2 separate regions of the Homo sapiens genome follow, and region 2 is linked to region 1. The links are chromatin loops, found by intact Hi-C in ENCODE. Cell type or tissue: K562. All regions are shown on one strand. Links, peaks and the distances in the headings refer to the core of each region. The heading gives the core; the rest is flanking DNA.

Evidence for each region. Peaks named below come from ENCODE experiments on the same cell type or tissue, not always from the same donor. Only the 100,000 strongest peaks of a DNase experiment are listed, where the experiment ranks them.
Region 2: it touches region 1 in a loop (5-fold over the local background); 1 of 110 quality-filtered maps calls a loop at or near these places.

What each region holds. Positions count from the first base shown.
Region 1 is chr17:21,521,395-21,528,381 of GRCh38, forward strand. LINC02693 (long intergenic non-protein coding RNA 2693) reads right to left here. Exons shown (of 2, transcript NR_160801.1): 2 at 6,916-6,987. Among named protein-coding and RNA genes, the nearest start is that of LINC02693, 27 kb to the right of the region's middle. RefSeq lists an enhancer at 884-1,384. In K562, for the core only: no CTCF peak of the experiment used is centred there; a DNase peak (open chromatin) is centred at 2,877; H3K4me3 peaks cover 259 bases.
Region 2 is chr17:21,588,899-21,595,885 of GRCh38, forward strand. It overlaps the pseudogene LOC100533653. Among named protein-coding and RNA genes, the nearest start is that of LINC02693, 41 kb to the left of the region's middle. In K562, for the core only: a CTCF peak has its summit at 3,611 (motif pointing left); no DNase peak of the experiment used is centred there; H3K27me3 peaks cover 1,518 bases.

The DNA.
Region 1 (6,987 bases), core at 1,731-4,230:
CATTTACAGTTTTTTGAGATGGAATCTTGCTCTGTCTCCCAGGCTGGAGTGCAGTGGTATAATCTTGGCTCAGTGCAACCTCCATCTCCTGGGTTCAAGCAATTCTCCTGCCTCAGCTTCCTGAGTAGCTGGGATTACAGGTTCACGCCACCATGCCCAGCTAATTTTTGTATTTTTAGTAGAGATGGGGTTTCACCATGTTGGCCGGGCTGGTCTCAAACTCTTGACCTCAAGTGATCCACCTGTCTCGGCCTCCCGAAGTGTTGGGATTACAGGCGTGAGCCACCACGCCTGGTCTGTCCTCATTTACTTAAAGAGCCATTACTCACCCCCAATTCCCCATAGATAGTGGCCAACTTCTTTGAAATCTGGAGACATTTTCAAATGCTCAACCCTTTTTTCAGCAATTCTATCTGTTTCTAAAATAAGTGTCACTCAGGATGGATATGCTTTTAGAGAAACACTGTGACAAAGACCCTTTGCTCCAGAGGAAGGACCTGCAGTGGCCCCAGGCTGTGGCTCCAGCATCACTTGAGACAGTGTGAACATTTGGACACAATTAAAATGAGGACACTTAATCAAAGAACACACTTACAAAGGAAAGGGGCAGGAAAGCCAGGAGGCAGCAGGTGTGGGACCCCACATGGGACAGGCAGCTGTGTGTTGTTGGTACCACCTTCCTGCCATGGCTTTCCTACACCAGCAGAGAGAAAGCCCATTTCTGCTCTCTGCTGCAAGACTCTCTGGATGGAAGGCCCAGTTCCACAGGAAAGAAATCCTGGTGGCTGAGGCGTGCCTGTGCATAGCCTGGATGGCTCGGCCTGTGGCCGGCAGGCACCCAGGGCCCCTGGTGGGGGTCTCACCCGCTTGGGATGGCCTCAGCTCCCAGGCTGCAGCCACCACTGCCATTTCAAAGGTGAGAAGGAACTGTCTGTGTGGGCCTCTCATCCCGCAAAGTGAGGGAGGCGGGAGCTGGGTGGTGCAGGGAATTAGGAAAGGCAAACCTGGGACGTGCTGTGCCCTGCAGTGCAGTTTCCAGAGGGGAGCAGCCCGGGGTGGCAGACGTTTGCATTTGGATGTTAGAAATGCTCTTCCTGGCTGGGCATAGTGGCTCATGCCTGTAATCCCAGCACTTTGGGAGGCCAAGGCAGGCAGATCATGAGGTCAGGAGAGCGAGACAATCCTGGCTAACATGGTGAAACGCCATCTCTACTAAAAATAAAAAAAATTAGCCAGACGTGGTGGCGGGCACCTGTAGTCCCAGCTACTCGGGAGGCTGAGGCAGGAGAATGGCGTGAACCCAGGAGGTGGAGCTTGCAGTGAGCTGAGATCGCGCCACTGCACTCCAGCCTGGGTGACAGAGCGAGACTCCGTCTCAAAAAAAAAAAAAAGACAAATGCTCTTCCTGACTTTTCAGAGCTGACTGAAGCCCCCGTTTCTTGGCCTGTGTCTTTTCCTTGCCTTGGGGTCCACATTAACCAACTATATTCAATCAACAAGCTTAACACTGAGAATCAAGAGAAGCCCAGGATCTGGGGAGCCCGGGACCCCCTTCATCATCCACTGTGCTTGGGATGGGGCTCCTCTTGTTCTCCTGCCCCAAAGGAGCTGGCACACCAAGCGATGCTTCCAATTGTCCACTGCCTTTATGGGAAGGGACAGCGGTCTCTCCTTGGTGCCAGTGTTAGAAGGAAGAATTGATGCTCACTCGGTCCTGCTGTGTGTGGGAGTCTCCTCTGCACCCCACCCTATCTTGTCACTCGTCACCACTGGGTTGAGCAATACCAGACTTTGTTTCCAGGCTTTGTTTCCTGGCCCTTGACAATAAACAGAACAGTGTCCCTCAGCCTTTCACACCACATAGACCCCTCAGGATGAGGGGCTGCTCAAGCAGCTCCCACTGATGCTGGGCCTTGGGAAGAGGGGGCCAGTGGGGAGGGCCCTCCCCTGAGCTGAGAGGTCCCTTTATAAAGGCAAGTCCAAGCCCCAGAGATTTGGGGGTCAGCAGGGGAGAGAGCAGGGCTGAAGGCGTAGAGGGGGCACCCTGCACTTTATACCTGGGGCAATGCAACAACAAAGGTGCCAGGTATGTGGACACACACCTAGAGGAAGAGTGCTGTGCACCCTCAAAGCCTGGTCTGAGGATCAGCAAACCAGCCCCTCTGGGAAGGTTGTTGGAAAGGCCAACTCTCAAGCCCCTCCCCACCCCTGATGCACCAGAACCTTCAGTCTGACCTAGCCCTGGGTGACTCCCCTGCTCCCGAGGTCTGGGACGAGCTGCCTGCAGCACTGGCTCTCAATCTGCCTGATTGTCAGCACCATCTGGAGAGCCAGAGAAATTCTGAAAAGACAGATCTCTGGGCGCTTCCATCCCTGGGATTGTGACTCAGTAAGTAAGGGGTGAAGCACAATAATTCATATCTATGTTTTTAAAGCTCCTCCAGCATTCTGGATGCTTAGCCAGCCTGGGGACCCTCTCTCTGCTCTTCGGGTATCTTACAGGTAAGAAAGATGTCATTGTAAGCTTTTACCCTTGGAAACACATTCATTCCAAACATATCAAAAGAACTTATTAGGCCGTGTGTGGTGGCTTATGCCTGTAATCCCAGAGCTTTGGGAGGCCCAGGTGGGCGGATCGCTTGAGCCCAGGAATTTGAGAACAGCCTGGACCTCCTTGACTTCTGGGGAGTTTATGAGGGACCTGGACACTGTCAGAGTGGTTTTTTGTTTCCCTTTGTGTACAGTTTTGAGTTCATTGTTTATGTATTAGGGTTTGGAATAGGATCATATAAATATTTCAGGTCCTAAAATAGCTGTGACAGTGTCACTAATCTGCCCCTGAGCTGAACATCCACCCCTCCGCCGCCATTTAATCCTCCAGTCATGTGAGGGAGGATGGGAGTCTGTGTGAACGTCATTCTCACTCGCCTTCAAAGATCATATCTGCCTGTCTCATCTGTCAAGAACGTAGAGTTTGTTGTGATGGTGTATTCAAAATAGACGAAACGTGTGGTCATTGTACTTGGCAAACAGCTTTTCACGTCAGGATGTTTCTGCCCCCGGCTCAGGGCTGGTCCGACTGTGTGAAGAATGTGGCTCAGTGCAGGTGCCCAGTCTGCCACCCTCAGTCCCGCAGCTGCAGTGTTAGAATAACTGTGCTGTGGGCACCCAGCGTTGGTGACATGGGGAATGTGGAATAATGAATACTTAATTCACATGTGCTTATAGAAAAAACTTTATACAATAAAAATAACCAATTGTTATATTTACATCTTTTTCTGTCACTATATATAAAAGGAATCAAGAATTTTCATGCAGCTTCCGGGTATTCTTGAGACTGGTATATCATTTCTTTTTGAAAAGTGCATTATTGCATAACACCACCTAGATAAATATATTTTTATGTATTTATAAGTATATTTTAGCTCAAAAATATCAATAGTATACATAGCTTATAGCACAGTTTGGGAAATGCTGATGTATATGGTAATAATGCGTTGTTTGGGATGATTTAAAATTATATCAGGATATTAGGAGCCCAATATAGTGATCCAGATTGAGATCCTCTTGTCTAGTATTCTTTAAAATGGCAAAACATCAAATCTAGAAAATAGATAAGAAATGAATTTTAAGATAAAAGTACAACAGATTTTCTATTTTTACAAAAATCATTATTGATTTTCAAAAATATATTTTAGAATTCAAGCTGTTAATTTAAAAAGTGCTTATTTCATCATATAACGAACAAAACTGGATATAAGAAAAAACGCCTCGTCTTGCTGTCTCCAAATCTTGCAGCTTTTCAAAGTTTCAGAATTTTGTAAAATATTTTGAATAGCCCAGACTTTCTGAAAATCGGCGTAGCCTTTCAAAGTATTAGAATTGAGAAGCTTTTAAATGCCAATCTTATTTTATAAAGTGTTGACTTTTCACTGTAGACTAATAGCGAACAGTTTGTAAAGAAATGTAAATAAAAAATGTAAATAAATAAAATAGGCTTATTAGTTTTCAAAAAATTTATTTAAAAGGAAGGGGCAATGTTGATTGGAGTGAGGAAGTATTTGAAAATGTATTTTGTGAAAGAAATCAACGCACACGCACACACACATGCCTCAAAAGCGAAACTCCAACAATGCAGCTGCTGTTCCTTTGCAGCAATATTTATCTCACCTTGAGTGAGTGAGGGCCATGCTGCTTGGAAGCGTAATAACTTAAACACCTTGCCTATGTCTAGGGATTAAAAACTAAGCTCTACTCAGCTCATGTAATGCCCCTGACCTCCACCAGAGAGAGATTCTTGGTTATTCCTTGTGGGCAAATATGTCCATGGATCAGTGGATCAGGGACTGTTGAATCAGATATGTCTCCCTCTCTACATGTCACGGTTTGTAGAGATCAAAAATTTCCCTGAAAACACCCAGGTTTATGAAGCCAGGTGATCAGCCAGTTCTGAGGCCTAACTAGGGAGGCCAGAATCCTGCTTGCAGGACAGGGCTGGGTTGGGGATGTCTGTGGTGATGTCATCTCCAGCTGTGAGCTCCAGGGCAATGCTGTCTGGGATGAAGGTCTGGGGCACCCTGAGCTCCTGGAGAAACGGGTGCAGTTAAGAGCTCTATGAAGATTGTATGTGGTGGCAACGCTGCTGGGATACCCCGTGGGTAGCCTAGAGAAGAAGTACTGTGTCCCATTGCAGGTGAAGGTGAATTAAGGCAGAGAGGCTATTGAAATAGGCACTGAACAGAACATGATAGCCGAATCTATAACAGCAAAATATTTACCAGTTGTTGATTGGATGGGGTCAGTAAGTTCCATAATACTGGGTGTTGGGTATGGGGTCTTAATGAAAGGATTACAATGTTAAGGTTGTAGTAATCCACTGTGAAGCACCATTTATTTTTTTCCAGGCTTAAGCACAGGCAAGACTGAGCTGTCAAATGGAGAAGCAGTAGAGAGAATCACCCTTTTATTAATTAGGTTTTATATATTAAGTTTTAAACTTGAAGGTCCTGTACATCTGAATTGTGTCTCTCCCAAAATTACATACTGAAGCCCTTACCCCAGTACCTCAGAATGTGCCTGAATTTACAGATACAGCCTTTAAAGGGAGTGGTTAAGTTAAAGTGAGACCATTAAGGTGGGCCCTAATCCAACATGACAGGTGTCGCTATAAAAGAAGAAATCTGGAGACATAAAGAGACCTCAGTGCTGGGTGTGCTCATAGGAAAGGTCATCCCAGGTCGGGAGAGAGGCCTCAGAGAAACCAAATACCCCGCACCTTGGTCTTGGAATTCCAGCCTCCAGAACAGTGAGAAAATAAATTTCTATTGTTAAAGTCACCCAGTGTCTGGTAGCCCTAGCAGACTAACACATCTTGCTATAACTTACGTAGAGTCATATTAACTATTTTAACTGGGGACCTGCAAGGTCCAATTTACCTCATAATTATAGCAATATTAACTATTTTTACTGGGGACCTCCAAGGTCCAAGCCAATTTGTAGGTGCCAAAGACTTAATTGAATCATACATATTACTCATTGTGTTAGAGCATGTTTTAGGGCAATGAGTATTATGCTTATGAGAAATTTAGGCAAAGCTACAGTTAAAATAAAGCATGGCTATTTTTCCTCTATAGTTATTTTGCCAGGATCACAGGCATTGCAGTGTTTAAATTTAGTGAGATTCCCAGGTATAACTGTAATTTGAGTCCCAGCATTGACTAAGTTCATGAAGCTTTGTCAATTGGTGCATTTGTTAATCTGGAGCCCATGCTGCACAGGCACAAAAGCCAATCACGGCCCCTTTTATCTCTTTGTTATATAAATCCTTATAGTAAATTTTGTGTTTCCAATTGGGTCAAGTTATGGACCTTTGTTTTATTACATATTTATGTTACTGGGAAGGGGCACTGTTCCAGACCCCAAGAGAGAATTCTTGGATCTCGTGCAAGAAAGAATTCGAGGCAAATCCATAAAGTGAAAGCAAGTTTATTAGAGAAAGTAAAGGAATAAAACAATGGCGACTCCAGTGGCCAAGCACGGTGGCTCATACCTGTAATCCCAGCACTTTGGGAGGCTGAGGAGGCAGGCGGATCACCTGAAGTTGGGAGTTTGAGACCAGCCTGATCAACATGGAGAAACCCCGTCTCTACCAAAAATATTAAAATTAGCTGGGTGTGGTGGCAGGCACCTGTATTCCCAGCTACTCAGGAGTCTGAGGCAGGAGAAGCACTTGAACCCAGGAGATGGAGGCTGCAGTGAGCTGAGATCGCACCATTGCACTCCAGCCTGGGCAACAAGAGTGAAACTCTGTCTCAATAATAATAATAACAATAATAATAAAAGAATGGCCACTCCATAGGCAGAGCAGTGGAATGGGGTGCTCAACTGCTTGTACTTATTGTTACTTTTTGCTTATATACCAAACAAGGGGTGTATTATCCATGAGTTTTCCAGGAAAGGTGTGGGCAATTCCTGGAATTGAGTGTTCCTCCCCCTTTTAGACGGTATAGGATAACTTCCTGACGTTGCCATGGCATTCATAAACTCTCATGGTGCTGGTGAGAGTGTCTTTTAGCATGCTAATGCATCATAATTAGCGTGTAATGAGCAATGAGGACAACCAGATGCCACTTTCATCACCATCTTGGTTGTGGCTGGCTTCTTTACCGCAACCTGTTTTATCAGCAAGGTCTTTGTGACCTGTATCTTGTGCTGACCTCCTATCTCATCCTGTGACTTAGAACGCCTACTTTCCTGGGAACGCAGCCCAGTAGGCCTCAGCCTTATTCAAGATTCTCCAGGCTTGAGGGTGGAGCCTTATTTACCCAGCCCCTATTCAAGATGGAGTTGCTCTGGTTCAAAAACCTCTGGCATTTATATTAAAATATGTAGAATATATGAAACATTACATGCAGGTAATTTTTAATATTCACTTTATTTTCATCCCTGGTGTCTAGGCCTGCCCTCTCCCCCATTTCTGGGCTTCTG
Region 2 (6,987 bases), core at 2,299-4,798, 68 kb after region 1:
AATAAAAGAGGATACAAACAAATGGAAGAACAGTCCATGCTCATGGGTAGGAAGAATCAATATCATGAAAATGACCATACTGCCCAAGGTAATTTATAGATTCAATGCCATCCCCATCAAGCTACCAATGACTTTCTTCACAGAATTGGAAAAAACTACTTTAAAGTTCATATGGAACCAAAAAAGAGCCCGCATTGCCAAGTCAATCCTAAGTCAAAAGAACGAAGCTGGAGGCATCATGCTACCTGATTTCAAACTATACTACAAGGCTACAGTAACCAAAACAGCATGGTACTGGTACCAAAACAGAGATATACATCAATGGAACAGAACAGAGCCCTCAGAAATAACGCCGCATATCTACAACTATCTGATCTTTGACAAACCTGAGAAAAACAAGCAATGGGGAAAGGATTCCCTATTTAATAAATGATGCTGGGAAAACTGGCTAGCCATATGTAGAAAGCTGAAACTGGATCCCTTCCTTACACCTTATACAAAAATTAATTCAAGATGGATTAAAGACTTAAACGTTAGACCTAAAACCATAAAAACCCTAGAGGAAAACCTAGGCATTACCATTCAGGACATAGGCATGGGCAAGGACTTCATGTCTAAAACACCAAAAGCAATGGCAACAAAAGACAAAATTGACAAATGGGATCTAATTAAACTAAAGAGCTTCTGCACAGCAAAAGAAACTACCATCAGAGTGAACAGGAAACCTACAAAATGGGAGAAAATTTTTGCAACCTACTCATCTGACGAAGGGCTAATATCCAGAATCTACAATGAACTCAAACAAATTTACAAGAAAAAAACAAACAACCCCATCAAAAAGTGGGCGAAGGACATGAACAGACACTTCTCAAAAGAAGACATTTATGCAGCCAAAAAACACATGAAAAAATGCTCACCATCACTGGCCATCAGAGAAATACAAATCAAAACCACAATAAGATACCATCTCACACCAGTTAGAATGGCAATCATTAAAAGTTAGGAAACAACAGGTGCTGGAGAGGATGTGGAGAAATAGGAACACTTTTACACTGTTGGTGGGACTGTAAACTAGAGTTCAACCATTGTGGAAGTCAGTGTGGTGATTCCTCAGGGATCTAGAACTAGAAATACCATTTGACCCAGCCATTCCATTACTGGGTATATACCCAAAGAGCTATAAATCATGCTGCTATAAAGACACATGCACATGTATGTTTATTGTGGCACTATTCACAATAGCAAAGACTTGGAACCAACCCAAATGTCCAACAATGATAGACTGGATTAAGAAAATGTGGCACATATACACCATGGAATACTATGCAGCCATAAAAAATGAGTTCATGTCCTTTGTAGGGACATGGATGAATTGGAAATCATCATTCTCAGTAAACTATCACAAGAAAAAAAAACCAAACACCGCATATTCTAACTCATAGGTGGGAATTGAACAATGAGAACACATGGACACAGGAAGGGGAACATCACACTCTGGGGACTGTTGTGGGGTGGGGGGAGGGGGGAGGGATAGTTTTAGGAGATATACCTAATGCTAAATGACAAGTTAATGGGTGCAGCACACCAGCATGGCACATGTATACATATGTAACTAACCTGCACATTGTGCACATGTACCCTAAAACTTAAAGTATAATAATAAAAAAATAAAAAATAAAAAAATAGGGCGCCTCTGCCTGGCCGCCCCTACTGGGAAGTGAGGAGCCCCTCTGCCAGGCCACCACCCTGTCTGGGAGGTGTACCCAACAGCTCATTGAGAATGGGCCGTGATGACAATGGCAGTTTTGTGGAATAGAAAGGGGGGAAAGGTGGGGAAAAGATTGAGAAATCGGATGGTTGCCGTGTCTGTGTAGAAAGAAGTATACATGGGAGACTTTTCATTTTGTTCTGTACTAAGAAAAATTCTTCTGCCTTGGGATCCTGTTGATCTGTGACCTTACCCCCAACCCTGTGCTCTCTGAAACATGTGCTGTGTCCACTCAGGGTTAAACAGATTAAGGGCGGTGCAAGATGCGCTTTGTTAAACAGATGCTTGAAGGCAGCATGCTCGTTAAGAGTCATCACCACTCCCTAATCTCAAGTACCCAGGGACACAAACACTGAGGAAGGCCGCAGGGTCCTCTGCCTAGGAAAACCAGAGACCTTTGTTCACTTGTTTATCTGCCGACCTTCCCTCCACTATTGTCCTATGACCCTGCCAAATCCCCCTCTGCGAGAAACACCCAAGAATGATCAATAAAATAAATAAAAATAAAAAAATAAAAAAAAATAAAAAAATAAACATCATATTGTACACAATATGTGCAACGGTATCTACAAATTAAAAATGAAAATAATAATAATAAATTATGTCAGGCAAATATTCACTGATATTGGAAATAATATTTATGCATCTCATTGACTCAATTTATACTAAAAGGCAAATAGCCGTCTTCCTTAATAATAGTTGTAGTATTTTCATAGCCATCTGTTTATCTCTGCAGTTTACTGTGGAGCAAATTTTCATACTTCTCTTCAACACTCAGAGGAATACTTCAAAGAAAAATTGAGACATGAAAGTTGGTTGAAGGTTTTATGGGGTAAACTGGGTTATTTGTGGATAGACGTCATAGCACACAACCGTGTAGCAACTTATACTGAAGTACCATTCAGATATCTCCTCCTCACAAAACGTCTTCTGCTCCCTCGATCCCTTTCTTTAGGCATCTCCTGGTCTCTCATGGGAAGAATATATAATAATAGTCAAGAGGGCTTGGGAGGAAAACAGACTAGTGTTGGCTAATCCATTACATACTCTGGGGAAATTGTTTGAACCATATTCACACCCTGTTAATAAAACCTATCCCATATGGTTAAAATGCGCATCCAATAACATGTCTTTAATGTGTTTAGCACAACATCCAGCTAACTGTACCAATTGTGATAATGGTAACAAAGAAGTGGTCTGAAGCAAACAGAGAGGGAAAGCCCTTATTCCACTTCCATAATCTCCATCATTCTTGCCCCAAAGAGTATGTAACATACAATATAATTAAAAAGGAGTATAGGACATTTAAGATTTCCAGGCTTATCTTCTGAACAACTTGCCATTAAATTCTTCTGCTGCAGATATTATAGACACTTTATAAAGTAAGCACTCAAAATCCTCGTCTCCCTGGTCATCCTCATGTTTGTTTGCCACTGGCATCCTAGAGAATGAACTGGCCTTCTCAATAACATTTTTTTTTGGGGGGCGGAGTCTTGCTCTTTCGCCCAGGCCGGACTGCAGTGGCACAATCTCGGCTCACTGCAAGCTCTGCCTCCCGGGTTCACGCCATTCTCCTGCCTCAGCCTCCCCAGTAGCTGGGACTACAGGCGCCCGCCATGGCGCCCGTCTAATTTTTTTCGTATTTTTAGTGGAGACGGGGTTTCACCGTGTTAGCCAGGATGGTCTCGATCTCCTGACCTCGTGATCCGCCCGCCTCGGCCTCCCAAAGTGCTGGGATTACTGGCACGAGCCACCGCGCCCGGCCCTCGGTAACATTTTGACTTGATCTGTCAAGGCGCTTTCGTCAGTGCTTCTGGGCCGCGGCCGCCACCTACAGCCTCCACAGTGCCCGGCGTCCCGGAGCTGGCTCCACTCCAGTTCCTGAGCACCAAGGCTGCAGAAGCTGAGGCCCCTGACGGAGGCGCCAAGGCCCTGGGGGTGGTTGCTTGAGTCCCGAGCCTGTCTCCTGAAAGGCCAAGGGTGGCCTGCACCTCGCTGACAGCTGTTCCCTGCACTGTTCAGCCCCTCCTGGGAAGCCAGTGACAGCCCCTGCAGCATGCACTCAGCTGCTCCTGCCCCGCAGGTGGGGCTCATTTGCCTCCAGCCCCACTCCAGCCCCTGAGACTAGAAGGAACCGGACGAGGAGGTGTGCAACCTGACCAAGGTGGTCCTAGCGGGGAGCTTCGCTCCAGCGCTCTTCCGGGGAGGCTGGCTCACTTCTGGGACAGTGGCCAACCCAGGCCTGCGACCACCTGCTGAGCCGGTGACCGACGCCGCCTGACCCTCCCTCGCCCGCCAGGGTCCAACGCCCGCTGGACGAATCCCTGCTACACAGAGGGCTCTGGTACCTGCCGTGCCTCATTTAACGGGGCGCCAGGGCCAGGCGCCTCTGGCTGCGCTTTCAGCCCCAAGACTTCTAAGGCTTGGACCCCGCTGTGCGAGCTGTTCAGTGAGATCTGCTGCTGGAGGGCTGGGCTGCATCTAGGAGGGGTTGATGGTGTCTCATCCCTGCAGTCCTATGGAAAGAGGCTGTCTCAGAGAGGGGAGATGGGCAAGCCAGCTGTGGATACTCGGCTGGATGGCCTGGACGCAGCCCTCAACAGCTTGGAGGAGAAGCTGGAGGGCTAGGTACCCACAGAAGGGCTGGAAGCCTGGCCACTGTCACATAAGTCAAGGAGTGTCCCCAAATCTCCCAGCCCCAGAAGCTGACCCTGAAGGGCTAAGGCCAGCATTGGGAGCTGTTCAAGGAACCCATGCAATCCTGCCATGAGAGCCAGGCCACGCTCCAGTGCACACCTGCCCCACACCCTAGGCAGCTCAACCTCAAGGGCTGTGACGGCATTTCTGGTGTTAGTGTCTCTGGCTGTGAGTTCTGCATCCAACTCACCGGAGGCAAGCGACCCCCACCTGCGGGGCAGAAGCAGCCGGGTGCATGCTGCAGGGGCTGCCGCTGGCTTCCCAGGAGGGGCTGCACCGTGCAGGGAACAGCCGCCAGCGAGGTGCAGGCCTTCCAGCAGACAGGCACCGGGTTCGGCAACCACCCCCAGGGCAGTGGCGCCGTTGTCAGGGGCCTCAGCCTCTGTGGTCTTGGTACTCCCTCCACACCCCCAACCCTGCACTTCCACAAAAGTTCAAGGCCAAGCAGCTCATCCCACGGATCCTGGAAGCCCTCAGAATGTGGCCTGGCTCTTACCGACCAGGCCCATCTGTGCCTCCATCAGGCCTGGCAATCCTTGCCTGACTTTGGCATCTACTACCTCATGGTCAGGCTCAAGAGCAGAAAAGATCCTGGGACTCGTCAACAATCAACAGTTCACATCGACTTGACAGTTGGTGATGTGGTGACCTGGGTTTCAGCGATATGTGGTACTGGGATGTCAACTGGGATACCAGCAGGCGGTTATCCACATGGCCTTCAGCTGCGTGTTTCCCATCTGTCCAGTTATGCACAACCACTTGAGGGGCTACATTTTCCTGTTGATCCAGAGTGGGACCCTGGGGAGGAGCTGGATGAGGGGATCTCTTCCTGCAGCTCAGGGATGGCGGCCTTCTAAGGGCTGTCTGACTGCCCCTGTCCTGCTCATCCTCTGCGGCTAGGCTCCCAAGCCCATACCCACTGGGTCTGGCTGCCCCACACCTGCTCCAGGCAGTCACTGAGCTGGGCATGTTCACCTGGTGCCACTGGCTTTGTGCAGGCCAGGGACCTGGCTGAGCCAGACTCTGCCATCATCCAGGCTAGCTAGGGACAGGGGTCCTGAGCTCACAGAGTGCCCGCTTCCCTTGTCAAAGAGGCTGAGGCCAACACCCCTGACCTCTCTGTAGTCCCTGAGCACACAAAGAAGTCCAACTCTAACTATGGGATGATGAGTCCTGGTTTCAAACTGAAGTTTATGTCTTCTTACTTTTAAAAACTAGAAATCACTGTAATTCCCCAAGAAGATAAGGTGTCATGAATGTATTTTTTAACTGTCGTAGACTTATTGAAGTGAGTTTTGCAGTTCTAGTAATCCACAGGACACATTTAAAAAATTGAATAATCTACCTTTGTTTCAGTGTCGGTTACTGATCTTGGTACGGCATTGGAAAGTAAACATGATGTAAAAAATCGCTGGTCTTATATAATTTATATTCTAGCAGGTAAGAGAAACAAACTGTGTATTAGTAGAATATACAGTGCATCAGGTGGTTCTAAGGAGGAAAACAAAGCAGGGCAGAAAAATGAAGTGCTTAGAAAAAGTTTTAGTAATACGATTAAGGTAAGCACCACTTTGAGGAAATATTCGAGCAAAATGATGACTATGGTAAATATTCATTAGGAAAAAATGGAATTTTTGTAAAATGGGAGATGATGTAGGTGAAGAATTTGACAGTTGTGGATATATTAATTTTGGGATTTCCATTAAATAGTTAATTGGAGATGTTAAGTAAGCATTTAAACATATAAATCTGAAACTCAGGGGAGAGTTCTGGCCTGGATATAAAATGTTGAAAATCATTGCTATATTGTTCTTTTGGGCATGTTCAGCTGCATGGGTGCTGGCAAGGATTAGACACACAGACAGTTGCATTTAACCAAGGTTGTAATTTTGGCAGTAGAGCTGAATAAAGCAAGGGAAAGACAAATGAATTGAAGTTGCATAAGCTCTAGAAATTTCAAGTTGATAATTAACTTCAATTTGTTTGAGGAAGATAGATGGGAAGCGAAGGGTTATGGATAGTAAAAAGTTGATAGAAACAGTAGATCATTGTTTCTGTTGAAGCTCACACTTTGTTTCTAGATATATTGTTTTATGGCCAAATGGAGATACTAGCATAAAAAATAGAATGGTTTTTATTAAATAACATTAAATGGAAAAGTGTATTTTGAGTTGTCACTTTATATAAAAAAGTTGAAGAGACATAAGAGTTATAGTGATTTACATCTTTATAAGGTAGTTTTAAAGAGAGATTTGGGGAATGATGAAGGTTAAATGATTAACACACAAACTAAGATTAAATGAGCTGGGCATTGTGACTCATGCCTGTAATCCCAACATTTTGGGAGGCTGAGGTGGGTGGATCGCTTGACCCCAGGAGTTTGAGACCAACCTGCGTAACATAGTGAGACCCTGTCTCTACAAAAAATACAAAAATTAGCCAAGTGTTTTTGCATGCACTTGTAGTCCCAGCTACTGAGGAGGCTGAGTTGGGAGAGATGCTTGAGTCTGGGAGGTTGAGGC